Linked DNA regions of Homo sapiens: region 1 is linked to region 2. Evidence: chromatin contacts called from ENCODE Hi-C or POLR2A ChIA-PET data. All regions are on one chromosome and are shown on one strand. Each heading gives the region's core, a stretch centred on a gene start or an enhancer-like site at or near the end of the contact. The rest is flanking DNA. Distances are from core to core; before and after follow the strand shown.

The links. A loop is a pair of places that touch in the nucleus more often than their neighbours do. ChIA-PET counts read pairs that join two places held with the same protein, here RNA polymerase II (POLR2A). Pooled maps may share reads with other maps.
Region 1: a loop to region 2 is called in a map with no recorded cell type, with 2.9 times the contacts of the local background. The contact joins the enhancer-like site here to the promoter of APOL1 in region 2. A Hi-C loop is called at or near these places in 1 of 37 single-sample maps with no recorded cell type and 5 of 50 pooled maps. POLR2A ChIA-PET finds 5 or more read pairs at or near these places in 1 of 52 experiments (CD4-positive, alpha-beta memory T cell).

The regions. Positions count from the first base shown.
Region 1 is chr22:36,329,771-36,334,950 of GRCh38, forward strand. All of the region lies in intron 3 of MYH9 (myosin heavy chain 9), which reads right to left. Among named protein-coding and RNA genes, the nearest start is that of MIR6819, 45 kb to the left of the region's middle. RefSeq lists enhancers at 1,138-1,767, 1,267-2,466, 1,768-2,397, 1,941-1,990, 2,031-2,090 and 1 more and silencers at 2,971-3,060, 3,111-3,160. Within about 2 kb of position 1,326, at least 41 of the 41 ENCODE cell types and tissues checked have a DNase peak (open chromatin) inside an H3K27ac peak, as active enhancers do.
Region 2 is chr22:36,249,701-36,255,017 of GRCh38, forward strand. It overlaps APOL1 (apolipoprotein L1), which reads left to right and starts at 3,433. Exons shown (of 6, transcript NM_003661.4): 1 at 3,433-3,519; 2 at 5,237-5,299. The coding sequence starts at 5,256. RefSeq lists enhancers at 3,486-3,545, 5,295-5,317.

The DNA.
Region 1 (5,180 bases), core at 76-2,575, 78 kb after region 2:
GCGCACGCACGCACAAGGGCATGGACACACACATAGACACGCAAGCATCTGTGCATACACAGTCACATATGGAGGTAGGTGTACAGAGGTACGTGTGCACAGAAATACATGCGCACACACGTGTGCAAAGCCATATACATAGATCCACACAAGGCACACAGCTGCACACGCATTCACAGATGCATATCCACAAGCACAAGTGCAAACACAGGCACGCAAGGCACATGTATTCACAGGTGAATGTGAACATACATGTATGTACATAGCCATGCACACACACGGATGTATGCACAGGCACACACACTTCAAATTCCGAAACCCCAGAGCCAAATTCAGTGTCTCCTCTCCATCCACCCGAGCGTCCCTAGCTCTCCCACTTCTCCAGCCTTCCCCGTCCAATTCCTGAAGCCAATTTACCACTGTCAACACAGCCTAACCATACCTTAAAGAAATCTGGATTTGTTCTGCCAGGAACATTCATCTGGACAAATGCTTTCTGAAAGGCAAACTGCTGGGAGGCCTCCTCATTGCATCTCTTACCGCACTGCTTAGTATCCTAAATCCACCGGCCGGATGCACCACGAATCGTACCATGGCCCCATGCAACCGAAAAGGTCTTTCCAATGCTCAGGAAGGGTTTTGGTCTGTTATCTTGTGTGGCCTCCAATAACCTTACAAGGTATTGTATTGTAATGTACAAAGCAGGTATTATCATCATTGTTTTGCCATCTTTCCACACAGCGGTTCTTCTGGATTTGTTCCTGATCTCAGAGGCATCTCTTCTGGGCAGTGGGGTGGTTAGAATTCTTAGCAACCAGTGGGCTCTTTGGCCTACTCAGTTTACTCTGCAGCCCACCTCCCCACCCTATGCATTCTAGTGGAGACTGCCATTGGCGCCCACCCCATCAACCCTTCCCCGCACTGTCATCTCACAGGATGAGCACATTCAGAGTCCGGCCCAATCTGCTTGTTTTGGCTCGAGTCCTTATTTGGCCTGTAAGGACTGAAGGCTTATTTGAAAACGCCCTTCCTTCCTCTAAACGGGAGGAGGCCGCCAGGGACAAGCCTCTTCTGGGACACGAGCCCCCTGCCAGATGAAAGTCTAGCCGTGGTAGGCGCCTGAACCCACTGCCCCAGCCCCTCTCTTGGTGAGGGTGGGGTAGAGATGGGGTTATGAGTCACTCTGCAGTAGTTTTCAGACTTTTCAAAAAGCAGCGGCAGTCCTTCCTCAGATAAAATCTTCCCAAATTCCTGAGCAAGGGACAGTGGGTGGTGGAGACAGGGTTCCTCAGAGCACAGTTTGACAACCACTAGTCCATGTGTCTGGAGCAGTTCTGCAAAGGAGGAAGCCACAGCCGAGAGCGCTGTGGCCCTGGGTTCCGCTCTTCCCCACGCAATGCCTGGCCCCTTGACCTCTCTGGGAATGAAGGGACTGCTCTGAGGATGGAAGGAAATGGTGTTCCTGTCGTACACGGTGTGAGGCAGATGCCCAGACATGCCGTCCTCACCCGCCTGCTGTCTCGGAGCTCCCAACTGAGCAATTCCCTGGCACCGCCACGAGAAAGTCTTTCATAAAAGTTACAAATTCAGGAACCAGGCCATTTTCTCCCTGGATTTCATTTTCAACCGAAAATGTCCTGAGGCCAAGCCCATGCAGTGAGGGCATCTGAGCTGATGTGGCCATCTACCTGTGGACAGGTGTTTCCAGCCAGCTCAGCAGGCTGGGCCCAGGAGGGAGGAAGGGGAACCTGACCGCAGGTATTTCATCCCAGGTGCAGACTTCTGCTGGGGGCTTAAGCCTCACTTCCTCTGTGAGAGGAGCTGCAGCTCACTCTTGTCCATAAAAGGCCACGAGGCTCGCAGAGCGGTGACATCAGCCCAACAGGAAGTACAGAGGAAGGGGCCTGCTTCACCAGCAGCCACTGCTGGGACTGACTCATCACCCAGCTCCCAAGATCACACCTCCCGAGGTTCCAGCATGGAGCAGCTCTCTCGGGCTCCACCTGGGAGAGGTCCCTGCAGGACCCCATCTTCGGCTCCACTGGGCTTCTTGAGAAATGGGTATGGGCCAAGAAAGAAAAACAGGAAAAAGGGCAGTTTCAGGTTGGACAACATGCCCACGTTGGGTGAGACTGATGGGATAATCTGAGACAAATGGGACCAAAACTTTCCACCACCAGGGAGTCTTCTGCTTTCAGGGAAACTCCAGAGTGGCCCCTGGGGGGTGGCTTGCTATATGTGTTGGCACTGTGAGCCCTGCCCTGCGTTGCCAGGATGGCTTGATCAGAGTTGCACAAATGGGGCTGAGAACTCAGGTCTCTGGAAACCTCACGCACCCCAGGACTCCCCTCCATCGAACACCCCTATGAGCACAGCACTCGGCACCTCCCGCAGGCCTGCCTCAGTGCTGCAAAGAAAGGGCCGCGACACTCTCATGACGAGAAGCTCTGCTTCTCCACAGCCAGCTCAATTCACAAGCTTGGGTTACAAGTCTTTGGGAGGCAAACAGAGAGGTGAAGAAAAGCAAGTGCAAAATGATGCTTCATATTAGCAGAGGCTGCAGATCTGTGCCGAGTGGGGTGGAGCTTCCTGGCAGCCTGCCTGCCTAGCAATCTGCCAGCAAAGGAGGAAGCCCCTTCCGTCGCTCCCAGGCACACAATGTGGTCATGGGCGAGTGTGCCCTCCAGGCCACCACGGTAGGCCCAGACCAAGGGACATGCCTGCTCAGCAGCATCCACACCAGAAGCCAGTTCGACTCGGCCCAGTGCCTCTGCCCCATAGCCCCTGTGATCTCCCAGGTGGAACCTGGTTTGAACCTGCTGAGACCCAAGTCCCCACTTATAGGAGGCAGAGAATGGGTAGCCCTCCCCCTCCAGACACTCTGGATAATTAAAAAAAAAAAAAAAAAAAAAAAAAAAAACCTCAAGGTATTGCTCTTAACTTTCATTATGTCAGACTAAGCGAGGCCCCAAACAAGCCTTCTCTTGGCCAAAATGCATTAGGAAAACACAGGTAAGTTCCCAGCACACAGGCAAATCTGCCAGAAACAGCACTGCTGTTTCTGTGGGTGGGGCCAGGAGGGGGAAACTTCTCCTTCTGGGGTTGTTGCCAAGGCAGCTCCAACAGGTTTGTCAGACTGGAGGGAAATTCAAAACCACATACGAGTGCTGACCACCCACAGCACATGCCACCGGGACACTCCCAGTCCGGTTCCGCCTTGCTCCTACCTAACATTTCCCTTGCGAAAAGGAAAGACAAAGCAGGAGGGGCCCCTGTTGACTTCTGCAGAGGGCTGGATCAACAGGGAATAAGAGGGAAGGAGCTGGGACACACACAGGGAGCATGGCAGACACAGCCAGGCACTGCTCATGACAAACTCAGCTCCCTGTTGGAGCACAAACAGGCCTGCAAAGACAGCAACCAGCTTTGTGAAACTCCTTTTGATGAGTCAAACGTGCTTGAGAGCACCAGGGACATCAATGGTAGGAGGTGAACAGTTAACAGCGCATGAACACGTTGCCTCGGAGGAGCGGTCGGTAGAAGGAAAGGCATGTCGGTGACTGTTAGGCTAGGATTCACTCCTGGAGCACGGCTCACGCTTCCTCTCCTTTCAGCTTAGACCTGTGCCCTGTTGTATCTGTGGACCAGCTCATGTGGAAGAGACAAGATCTTCAGGAAGAATCCCAAAGCCAGGTGGGAATGACATCCTGAGCCCCCATCAGTACTGTCTGTTTGCCAAAAGAAAACCTGGGGTCTCAAGAGTTTATGGAGTTTATGATCAAGGTCCACACGGGGCTGACAGCCTTGGTCAAGACTAAACAAATTTGACAGAAGCCACGTGCAGAATCCCAACTTTTATACCTGCAGCTTTTCAGTTCATTTATCTTTCTTTAGTTGTAGGGAATTACTTTGGTTCTCAACTGATAACTTCATTCCAGAAATCAGGTATGTAAAAGAAAGCAACTCCTTTCTCTGAACACACTGTTGTTCAGCCCTGACAAACTGGGACACAGTTCAACTGAAGTCTCTAAGCCAGAGCTGGAGAGAACAGGAAAAACGGGCTGGTAGGTGACACTCACCAGGCAGCAAGAGAACTCGTCACGGGAGGCCAAAAGCACGAAGTGGCTTAGTGATTAGGGATTTGATGTGAGTTTTTGTTGTTGGTTTATTTCAGGGGATGGGGAGCAGAAACAAAAAACACTGGGCAAAGCTTCCAAACACCCCCACCCAAAATTTCAGGTTCTAAGAGGCCACTTCCTTTTTATCTCCCGCTCAGTGGGCCCAGAGCAAAGCATGGTGGGCCTGTTGGGTTGGATTTACAAAAAAAAAAAAAAGTAAGCCTAACGCTGAATCCTTGAAAAGGGCCCGTTAACTGCAGATTCCTCTTCTAGAAAGAAGAAGTTCTAGAAATGAGACTGACAGGCAGGACCATGGGTAGTTCAGCAGCCTCATGCTGGGGCCGGGCTTTCCTTCCTGGAGGAGCAGCACAAAGCAGCCAGCTCGCATCAGCTCGAGGACAGCGCCTCCCGGCTGCAGCCATGGTGTTGGGTGGTGGCCCAGGGCCTGCTTCCCACAGCACCTGTCTGGTCCACCAGCATCCCAGGGAACAGAAAAGTGTCTCAGGGCTGCAGAAGAACCAACTCTGGATCAAGCACATCTCCTAAAGCTCCACTGAGGCCACATCAGCCCCAGGCCTCAGCTCTGCGTGGACCAGACCAGATAAGCCAGGACCGCGTCTGCTATCGCGTTCCAGTGTGTGGCGCGGTCGCTGCAGGGGCGGCTGTGACAACTCACTTCCTGCACCTGGACTCTCGGGAGAGTGTTTTTGGGGAGATTCAAATGGCTGCCTGGAAGATGCATTTGGCCATCACCTTCATTAAGCGAGCAGGAGTGTGGACGGAAGGAATGAGCGATTTGAAGCCTCCGTGGAAGGCGGGGCAGTTCAGTCAAGAAGTGTTTGGACTCCTACTGCCAGCTCTAACAGGTACTTATCGCAGGCATCACACACACGGCGTCTTACTTCTTACCATGGCCCTGCCCAGGAGTGTCATGAAGCCCAAGAGGAGGACAAGAGGACAAAGGCTCAATTAGAGTGAGTTGACTTGCTCCAGCCAGGTTGCAGTTAGGAAGCTAAAGAGGCAGATTCCTGCTCTGTCTAGTCCAAAACCCACAGTCTCTCC
Region 2 (5,317 bases), core at 2,183-4,682:
TGGGACCTTGAGGAGAAAGGAACTCACCTAATATATATAGGCATCTGCAGGCAAATATAAATCACTGGCTGAGCTTGAGATTTTAAAAGGCCTACTCTGAGATATCTTATGAAAAAGAAAATATTGTAGCAAAGTCAATTTCCAAAAGGAGCCCATATGCCAAATAAGTATTCTTGCTGCACTTTATACAAATGATCAGGCCAAGAACCATCAGACTAAAACTTCTGTTGCAAATAAATTAGCCCTACTATGATTTGTCTTTGGTAGAAATACAGGACTAGAGAGAGAAAAGGTATGTTTCAAAAGAAACTAGAGAATGCCTGTTATTGGATTCTAGCTTTCTCCATTGTTTTCTAGCCGTATTGTTTGTCCACAGTTTATCTGGACTACATACTGAATTCTTTCCTGGCCACAAGTCTCCAAACTAATATTTTGCTTTTCTTTTTCTCTCATTTTTCTGACTTGGAATCACCAGAAATCCAAACTGTGCTTTTCTTAAAGTCCTGCAAACTGAAGCTTGAAAACTGTGTTATAGTGAAGGAAGAGAAAGACCCTCTCATATTATTTTTATATTGTTTTGTACTCAGTACCTGTTTTAAGAAAAAACAACAAGGAAGTAAAACCAAAGACAGGCAGCCCGGCGCCAGGCCCGAAACCAGGCCTGGGCCCGCCTGGCCTAAACCCATTAGTTAAAAATCAACTTATGATTCAGAAGCCGATGTTATTCATAGATTCCTTACATTATGTAGAAGAACATTGTGAAACTCCCTGCCCTGTTCTGTTCCCCCCTGACGACCTGTGTATGCAGCCCCTGTCACGTACCGCCTGCTTGCTCAAATCAATCATGACCCTTTCGTGTGAAATCTTTAGTGTTGTGAGCCCTTAAAAGGGACAGAAATTGTGCACTCAGGGAGCTCGGATTTTAAGGCAGTAGCTTGCCGATGCTCCCAGCTGAATAAAGCCCTTCCTTCTACTACTCGGTGTCTGAGAGGTTTTGTCTGCAGCTCGTCCTGCTACAATAGAATTCAGACCAAACTCGTGACCAGAGACTCATTTGCTTCTACAGTGTTTTGTCCAAAAGATGTTGAAGAACGGCCAGGCGCAGTGGCTCACGCCTGTAATCCCAGCGCTTTCGGAGGCCGAGGCAGGCAGATCACAACGCCAAGAGATCGAGACCATGCTGGCCAAGATGGTGAAACGCTGTCTGTACTAAAAATACAAAAATTAGCTGGGCTTGGTGGTGCGTGCCTGTAGTCCCAGCTACTTGGGAGGCTGAGGCAGGAGAATCACTTGAACCCGGGAGGTGGAGGTTGCAGTGAGCCGAGATCACAACACTGCACTCCAGCCTGGCAACAGAGCAAGAATCTGTCAAAAAAAAAAAAAAAAAAAAAGTTGTTGAAGAACAAGGAGAAAACGTGAAAGGAAAATCAAATCTTGGGACCCCAAAACTCACTGGAAACAGTTAAGCTTAGAAACGGAGTCACTCCAAAACCTGCCTTTGTTTTTGCTTCTAAGCAGATATTTGCGAAGACAAAAGGCAACATGTTCCCCAGGTAGCCTCCTTCACAAATTGCTCACAAGGAAACTCCTTGTGGGTCCCAGCAGTTTTTACCCTGAGGCAGACTTTGTGTAATTTCATTGTGACAATGCAAATTAGCAACTTATCTTTACTGGTACATGATAAATAACAAGACTTCTGCCCACCCTCAGAAAAATGCACATATGCCTGCTTCCTCTACTCTATGTTCATTTTTATCTTATATAAAATGTAGACGAACTGTGCATGAGACGAATGAATAATTGACTGTTCCTCTACCCCCTCCTTTCATAGACAACCTGTGGATTCAAGGAGGGCTAATCAAAGCTTCACAAGAATGTGACCACTCACCTCATTACCTATCCTGTCTTTTTTCCTTTCCTCCTTCCACTCCTGCCTGATTTTACACATTTAAATACTGGAGGCCTCAAAACCCTCTGTGAAAAACGAGTGGACCCCAGAACCTCCTGTGACTTGTGTGACTTTTTCCTGGGTGCATCCTCAACCTTGGCAGAGTAAACATCTAAACTGACTGAGACGTGTCCCAGACCCTCTTTGGTTTACAAGTCTTGCCTCCTCCCTGAGTTGCTGGATGAAAGCAACGTCCTCTCTTCTTGCCTCAGTTTCCTCATCTGCAAAATCAGATCATAATCCTGGCCCATTGAGGGGATGATTATAAAACTCAATCAAATGGAGAAGCATTTGCAAATGGAATGTATTGCAAAGTGTATTGTGCAGTCCCTGTGTAATCACCATTCTCTTCCTGCCTCATAAGCTGGTGTGTGTGTGTGTATGGGTGGGGTGAGGTGGACACGATGCCCCCAGAGATGTTTGCTCAGGATGAAATAGGCCCCCATGGAAGGGTCAGGTTGGCTTCTGTGGTTTAGCTGCCTTTGAGGCCCTTCTGCCTGGGGCAAAGCACAAAAGTCCAATAGCAATCTGGTTGCATGACTTCCTAGTCATGGAAGTGTGGCTGAGCAGTGGTCTCTAGTCCCTCCACCCTGTGTGCCTCGGGAGTGGAACACGGGGCAGTGGCCTCTGCTGGGGAGGATGCTGGGGGATCTCTGAAAGGAGGCAATGCCTGATTTTGTCACTGAACGATGAGCATGATTTTTCCAGGCGGTGGAAGCAGGTGCTCCCGGCAGAAGACCCCATATAAGCAAATATCTAGAAGCCACAAGGCATGGCCTTCAACAAGAGCAGGCCTGGTGCGGTGGCTCATGCCAAGGTGGGAGGATCACTTGAGGCCTGGAGTTCAAGAGTAGCCCAGTCAATATAGTGAGGCACCATCTCTAATATAATTTTTTTAAAAATTAGCTGGGTGGTTGGCTGATACCTGTAGAACCAGCTACTCAGGAGGCTGAGGTGGGGGGATGGCTTAAGCCCAGGGGTTTGAAGCTGCTGTGCGCGATGACTGTGGCACTGCAATTCAGTCTTGGTGACAGACTGAGACCCTGTCTCAAAAACATAACCAAAATAACCCCAACGGCATTACAATAAATATACAATAAGCATCCACAAGGCATGTGTGGGAGACTGTGCTTATGCCGATGGCACGGGCAGGAGTAAGGCAGGCATCAGGGGAATGTGGATGCACGGGAGGATGGGGAGTAATCTGCAGGGTCCCATAGTATGTCAGTGGCAGGTCTTTCTCCTTGAGACCACAGCAGACCCCCAGCCCTGAGGATGCGAGGCAGGTGGGTTGGATGAGAGGGATCTGGATGTCTGGTCTCAGGCTGCTCCTCTAAGGGCAGCAGCAAGGAGGGTGGGGCTGGACTGAAGGTGGAGGGGAGCGTGTTTGCTGTGCTTGGTCATGAGCTGCTGGGAAGTTGTGACTTTCACTTTCCCTTTCGAATTCCTCGGTATATCTTGGGGACTGGAGGACCTGTCTGGTTATTATACAGACGCATAACTGGAGGTGGGATCCACACAGCTCAGAACAGCTGGATCTTGCTCAGTCTCTGCCAGGGGAAGATTCCTTGGTAAGTTGGGGACAGTTGACCTGCCTCCATCTTATTCTCACAGCTTTTGTAGATAAGCTGGGAGAGGTTAGGTGACTGGTTCAGATAGACAGGAAAGTAGCGGCAAAGCCTGGATTTGCACCCAGGCTTGAGTCTGATTGCTTCCCCTCTCCTGCTGGGCTCTTAAACTATAGAGGGTTGGGGAAACAGCTCAGATGGGTTCACAAAGCTCCCTGGGCTCAGCCCTGGTTTTGACTGCTGAGACACGACTGAGTGAACCCAGAAGGAAGGTTTGTGTTGGGGGTGCCCATCTCTTTGGGAAATTTGAAGGAACCAAAGAAGGTGGAGGAGAGGAGGTGACCCAGATCCCAGCCTGTTCTTATGGCCAGGCCACACCAAGGCTGGCCCCAGGGTGCTGCTGCTGAGGCCCAATGGGGGCAACAGAATTTTTTTTCAGGTACAAGGAGTTCAGAGGTCATCTCACCCACCCTGAGTCTGAGCACCAACTTGTGCCAGGCCCTGTGGGGAAACTGAGGCCCTGGGAGCGGAATGACTTGCCCAGGGTCCCGTGTCAGGAGGCTGAGCAGGTAGATCATAGGACTCCACGTCTCTGGCCCTCACCTCTGTCCCTCTGTTCAGACTTCTGGGGTGATGGAGAAGAAACAGGCTGTGCTGTGTCCCTAATGGGAAACGTGGCTGAGACAGGGGAGTGAGAAGGGTGCGTTGCAGAATGGTGCCTGTGGCATGATGCCAGCTTTGCAATCATGAGATTCAAAAGCCACACTGTGGAATTGTGAGTATAACTACAGGAGTGAGAGCTTAGATCTCTGTGTTCATAGAAGGAGAATCAAACCTGGAAACTTTTGGATTATTAAAATCAAACATTTTTGCTTCAATATTAGAGTCACAAGGGCAGATGTTGGCCTCCCCTCTGCCCTCCAAGAGCTGTGTGACTCTGGGAAATTCACCTCCCCTCCCAGCCTGAGTATTTTCCCCTGTAAAAAACCTGATAGAGCTGCCAAAAGTCCATGAAATCAGGGGGGTAATTTCTGTGAAATCTGAGTCATGGTCTTATTTGTTCTTCACCAAAAAGAGATGATGAAGCCTGTAACCCCAGTGCTGTGGGAGGCAGAGGCGGGAGGATGACTTGAGGCCAGGAGTTCAAGACAGCCTGGGAAACACAGGAGATGCTGTCTCTATGAAATCAAAAATTAACAAATTAGCCCAGCATGGTAGTGTGTACCTGTAGTCCCAGCTACTCAGAAGGTTGAAGGAGGCGGATCACTTGAGCCCAACAGATCTAGGCTGCAATGAGCTAGGATGGTGTCAAAGCCCTGCAGCCTGGGTGACAGAGCAAAACTGTTTATTAAAAACTAAACGAAAGGCCGGGCGCGGTGGCTCACGCCTGTAATCCCAGCACTTTGGGAGGCCAAGACAGGTGGTCACGAGGTCAGGATATCGAGACCATCCTGGCTAACATGGTGAAACCCTGTCTCTACTAAAAATACAAAAAAATTAGCCGGGTGTCGTGGCGGGCACCTGTAGTCCCAGCTACTCGGGAGGCTGAGGCAGGAGAATGGCGTGAACCCGGGAGGCAGAGCTTGTAGCGAGCCTAGATCGCCCCACTGCACTCCAGCCTGGGTGATAGAGCGAGACTCCATTTCAAAAAAAAAATGAAATGAAAATGGTGATTTCTCAGGAGGAGCACACTGTCTCAACCCCTCTTTTCCTGCTCAAGGAGGAGGCCCTGCAGCGACATGGAGGGAGCTGCTTTGCTGAGAGTCTCTGTCCTCTGCATCTGGTGAGCTTGGCTCAGAGC